2 separate regions of the Homo sapiens genome follow, and region 1 is linked to region 2. Evidence: read pairs that join two places in POLR2A ChIA-PET (ENCODE). Cell type or tissue: HepG2. All regions are shown on one strand. Each heading gives the region's core, and the rest is flanking DNA. Links, peaks and the distances in the headings are about the cores only. Region 1 has its middle 6.7 kb from the start of SEC63. Region 2 overlaps FOXO3 (forkhead box O3).

What was found. Peaks named below come from ENCODE experiments on the same cell type or tissue, not always from the same donor. Only the 100,000 strongest peaks of a DNase experiment are listed, where the experiment ranks them.
Region 1: POLR2A ChIA-PET joins it to region 2 with 6 read pairs; 3 of 35 experiments call an interaction of 5 or more read pairs at or near these places.

The regions. Positions count from the first base shown.
Region 1 is chr6:107,963,491-107,966,293 of GRCh38, reverse strand. No RefSeq gene overlaps it. Among named protein-coding and RNA genes, the nearest start is that of SEC63, 6.7 kb to the right of the region's middle. In HepG2, for the core only: no CTCF peak of the experiment used is centred there; a DNase peak (open chromatin) is centred at 1,153; H3K4me3 peaks cover 536 bases.
Region 2 is chr6:108,575,568-108,578,370 of GRCh38, reverse strand. All of the region lies in intron 1 of FOXO3 (forkhead box O3), which reads right to left. Among named protein-coding and RNA genes, the nearest start is that of FOXO3, 16 kb to the right of the region's middle. In HepG2, for the core only: no CTCF peak of the experiment used is centred there; no DNase peak of the experiment used is centred there.

The sequences.
Region 1 (2,803 bases), core at 94-2,593, 610 kb after region 2:
GGCATCCTATGTGATTAGTTTATGTGTGTTTGGCTGGTTGATCCTGATTTGGAAGTGGGGCAAAAAATTGGGAAGCTGGTAGTCATTGACCACATCCTAATGTTCTAGGCCAGTTGTTGTGGAGGCTGTGGGTTGGCTCCCTGGACTGGTTGCCATAAAGGTTGTAGGCATATAGTTCTGCCCATTGTCTCACTAGCCATGAACGCAAGACAACAACTTAACCTGTAGGGCAAGTTTATTCATTTATTTAACACTATGGTCTTTTGCCAGCTTGTCCGGTGAATCAGAAATTAAAATGAGGGCTGAAACAAGTCAATCTGTAGTTCAAAGTTTCCCTCCCCCTATCTGATTTGTCAGTGTTGGCAGGGATGTGCTCACACATTAATGTTACCAATATGCTTTTGGTGGACTAGAAGTGCTCGTTGATGCTGAAACTTCTTGGCTAGTTATCAGACAGCTTTAGGGCAGATACTCTGATGAGTCTGTGCTAATCTTTTTTTTCTAGATGGACTCATGCTCTGTCACCCAGGCTGGAATGCAGTGGCGTGATCTCGGCTCACTGCAACCTCTGCCTCCCGGGTTCAAACAATTCTCCTGCCTCAGCCCTCCGAGTAGATGGCATTACAGGTGTGCGCCACCACGCCCGGCTAATTTTTGTATTTTTAATAGAGACAGGGTTTCACCATATTAGCCAGGCTGTTCTCGAACCCCTGACCTCGTGATCCACCCACTTCGGCCTCCCAAAGTGTTGGGATTACAGGCATGAGCCCCCGCACCCGGCCAAGTCTATGCTAATCTTGTGTTAGACTTCAGAGCTGAGAATGCTATCCTGACTCCAGCTACACATTCCTGTGGAGTTACCGGGCTATCTTTAAGTTGTTTACAGTTACTTTCACTTATAGTTGTTGCCATTTCCAGGAATGCTCCTTTCCCCATAAGGCAAACTGAACTAGCTTTGTAACATTGTTGCAGGACTTTTCCTTAAGCTAAAGACAGGGTACTTGTCCCACAGCCACAGAAGTTTAGGCTTGCAGGCCGTTTGAAGGGTGAGTAAAGCAGGGTTTTATTGGTTGAAAGGAAAAAAAGGGGGGAACAGGGATCCTCCACAAAGCCAGAGTCCCTGCTGGTGCGTTTCCCACCTCCCGTTAGAATCCCAGATTCCACACAGGAAGAGGAGGGGCCAGGCTTCTGTAGCTCCACCCCAGTGCACATTCCCAGCGCAGGCTGGTTGGAGTTTTGCCAGGTACCCCCTCCCACCTGGCTGTCTCAACATGAAAGTGTGATACATCTTGATTCACATTATGAATATATCCCATGGGGCCTGGCACCTGAAGTATGTAGGCTGTGGAGGAGAAACGTTGTTTGAAATGTACTGAGTCAGAAACTACTCTGAAAATTCTTCCACTTATCACATACTAAAATTATAAGCTAAGGGTTTGATTCTCTTGACTGAGCTTTAGTCAAATAGAAACGTATCAATATGTCAGAGGCATTCAAACCAAAGCGACTCCATCTTGAACAGGGGCTGAGTAAAATGAGGCTGAGACCTGCTGGGCTGCATTCCTAGGAGATGAGGCATTCTTAGTCATGGGATGCGATAGGTCGACAAGATACAGGTGATAAAGACCCCTATAATAAAACAGGAGCGGTAAAGAAGCCTGCCAAACCCAACAAAACCAAGATGGCAATGAAAGTGACCTACGGTTGTCCTCACTACTCATTATATGCTAATTATAATACATTAGCATGCTAAGACACTCCCACCTGTGCCATGACCATTTACAAATGAAATGGCAATGTCAGGACGTTACTCTATATGGTCTAAAAAGGGGAGGAACCTTCAGTTCTAGGAACTCCCCACCCCAATCCCAAAAAACTCTGAATAAGCCACACTTTGTTTAGCATATAATCAAGAAATAACCATAAGTATAGTCAGTCAAGCAGTCCATGCCACTGCTCATGCCACTGCTCTGACTATGAAGTGGCTTTTTTTTTTTTTTTTTTTTTTTTTTGAGACGGAGTCTCGTGCTTTGGTGCAGGCCAGACTGCGGTGGTGCTATCTCAGCTCACTGCAAGTTCTGCGTTCCAGGTTCACACCATTCTCCTGCCTCGGCCTCCTGAGTAGCTGTGACTATAGGTGCCCGCCACCACGCCCGGCTAATTTTTTTTGTATTTTTAGTAGAGAAGGGGTTTCACCGTGTTAGCCAGGATGGTCTCGATCTCCTGACCTCGTGATCCACCCGCCTCGGCCTCCCAAAGTGCTGGGATTACAGGCCTGAGCCATCGCACCGGGCCAGAGACTTCTAATTTTATAAGCTTTAAGACCCACAGTATTTGTTTTTCAACAAAATGATTGACACAAGATAATTGATATCTTCCCTGAAGCTTGTTTTAATCCTGAGAGTTTTCTTTCTTCTTACTCAAATATATACCTTTGAAATTTCCCAGAGTGAATTCTTCTATTTATTTATGACCAATCTCCCAAGTTATATTTTGATCTGGGTGGGAAATTTCAGTAAGTGCTATTTTATGGCATAACGTGTAGTGTCAATCATTATTTTTTCATTAAAGCACTTTACATATGTAGGCGTCTTAGTCTGTCTGTGCTGCTATACCAAAATACTGGACACCGAATAATTTATAAAGAACCAAAATGTATTTCTCACAGTTCTGGAGGCTGGGAAGTCCAAGACCAAGGCACTGGCAGGTTCAGTGTCTAGTGATGGGCATGGACTCTGTTTTCAAGATGGTGCCTTGTTGCTGCATCTTCCAGAAGGGAGGACTGCTGTATCTTCATGGCAGG
Region 2 (2,803 bases), core at 209-2,708:
GATGGCAAGCGACGTTAAGATTTTTTACTCCTATCACCAGAATAATTCCACAGACTTAGCAAATGACTTTAAAAGAGTGGTTCTGAACCCTCAGCTTGCAGTAGAATCACCTGGAGGGCTTGTTAAAGAGTTTCTGATTTAGTCTGTGTGGGGTAAGCCTGAGAATCTGCGTGATGTTCCTACGTGATGTTGAAAGTTCCTATGTGATGCTGACGCTGCTGAGCTAGGGACCACTTGGAGAACCATTACCTTCAAACATCAGGATATGGTGGAATCTTCTGGTATATCAGATTAGGTTGCACAAAAGAACAGTAAGTTTATATCTCTCAGTTTTCAAGTCTTATGCAATGACTTAAAACAGCACCATCTCTTCTTAAAAATTCCTGAAAACTTCAAAATAACTTAACTAGGGTCCAGTAGAGACTAGAAAAATGAGTGGGAGTTGGAAACTAAAGACATCACATGCATTTATATTAAAGAAGAGGAGACCCCAGTTAAACACAGTTTGTTAAGTGATAATAATGCTCTTGCCCTTAGAAGCCAACCTTACTCTTTAATCCCAACTTTACAGCACTCCTTGTCATGTGGAGCTTCCTATGGAGGAGAGGGCTGAAATGCATCTAAAAGTCAGTACTAAAATAGCTGATAACTTCCACAGCCAAAATCTAATGTCTCTAAAATAGAGGCACTCAATCCTGGCTATACATTATCACCACGTGGGAAGCTTAAAAAACATAGATGCCCAGGCCCCATACCTAGAGATTCTGACCTAACTGCCTTAGGATGGTACCTAGGCACTGGTGGTTTTGAAAGCTCTCCAGGTGATTCTAAAATGCAGCCAGGGTTGAAAACCACTGATGTTGGAGTAAGGTGACCAGTGGATAGGAAAGAGAAGGGGAATAAGCCCTCTTTAGACAATGTGTAGTAGATATAAAAGGAAAAGACAAAAATGGAACAGCAGCCAGGAGTGCCCAGGACAAGTGAAACCGAGGTTACTATGTTAGATTCTGTAAAGCTGATCTAGAGATCAACTCAATGTTGGCTGTCTCAGGTTCAAAAATCAGAAATGGCTAGACGATCAAGGAAGTACCCTCGTGTGCCAAAGACTTGGTAACAGTCCAAAGAACATGCCAGGAAACCCTCTTAATAAGGTATACTATTTTTTTTTAGAAGAGTTACTAAGAACTTGGGGCAAAGAACTTTTAACTTTTCACAAATCATTTAAAGGTTCAACTTTGAAATCATATACCAAAAAAACAATAAAATTTCTCCCTCAGCAAAATTAACTGTTTTTTTAAACGGGGAAAGAAGAGGGAAGAGATTAAAGAAGTAACTCTCAGAGCACTCAATAGCTGCAATCATCCTCCCAGTAACCACACTGACAAATGGGTTTTCAAAGCTGTAAAATCATGTGATGCAAATGATAAAGTTATTTTCTTCTCTTCCTTCTTGGCCAGCACAGACACATGAGGTAACAAGCTGAAAAAAAAATTTTTGAAAGCTTTATGATCCTGTTTAAGGCAGAACAATGAACACAAAAGAAACTAGCTAGAACTACTCAGTCAATGGAAAGAGCAAGGACTCTCCAAGCAGGCAACAAAGATGTCAGGTGAAAATCATCTCTGCTCACATCAACAGGGCAAACACTGGGGGCCCAGAGATAAAAATCCAGATGTATTTCCACTGCATTATAAGCTAAACAGATTCATCCATTTAAATTTTTTTTTGGCTGATGAGAAAACTTAGATGTGGATAAAGCTGCATCTTAAAAATGAGAATTGTAATTTTTGATTGAAACATTAATCTGGTAAACAATTTATTTTAAAGCCAACTTAGAAGACACAGTTTTCACTAGCAGCACGTTACCTTTCCTAATTTAACACATGGCACCTTGCTTATTCAGCACAGGTTGCTGATAAATTAACTCAAAGCATTCACTGATTTTATGAGACTATTGGAATAAACTTCTCTTCCCAATAAGCCTCTTCCCAAGGAACACCTACTAAAAATTATGTCCACAGTCAAATGCTGAACTTGACCTTAACAAATGACATGAAGGGTAAGTATGATAAAACCTAAAATATGGCCCAAATCACCTAGTCTTTCAGTCTGAAATAAGGATCTTTCTTGTAAGGGGAGGAGACTAAATAGGACTGATTTAGATAATTCAGTTCAGCAGAGGACATGTGTCTATTCAAAAAGAAGGCTGTAAACTTATCTTTATTGGACAGGCTTGGAGAGAGAAGGGCTGATCAAGGCCACTAATTTCAAGAAACAGTATACTAGCTCACCTAGGAAATTATCTATCATGAGCTTAAGAGTCCATGTGTTCTAAAGCAAACATGCTCACACCAGCATCAGCTCGAAGATAACTTTAAAATAATCAGGCCTATGACATTTTCGTAAGTCAATTCCAGGCTTTTCAGGGTTACATAAATGATGCACCTCATCTAAGTGATCATTATTATTTTAAAGAAATTTGAAAGAATGTTTGAGTTCAGAGCTTCAGTTTTTACTTAAAATTATCTTGCTCAAAATGTTATTAGTCTGTGGGCCTCAGTCTGCATGACAGGTATATTCACACATGGCACATTAATACTGTTAATGGAACTATACTGAAAGTGAATAAAGATTTGTTCTCCTTTTCATCCTACCAACTGAAGTTTTTCTACTGCAAAAACAAAGACAACAAAAACCCGTATCCAATTCGGACTGAAATGCAAAAGTATGAAGGATGAGATAAACAAGTCCTTGGTTTGGAAATAAATGTTGGTGGGAAGCCCTAGAACAGCTATGTGTAAGA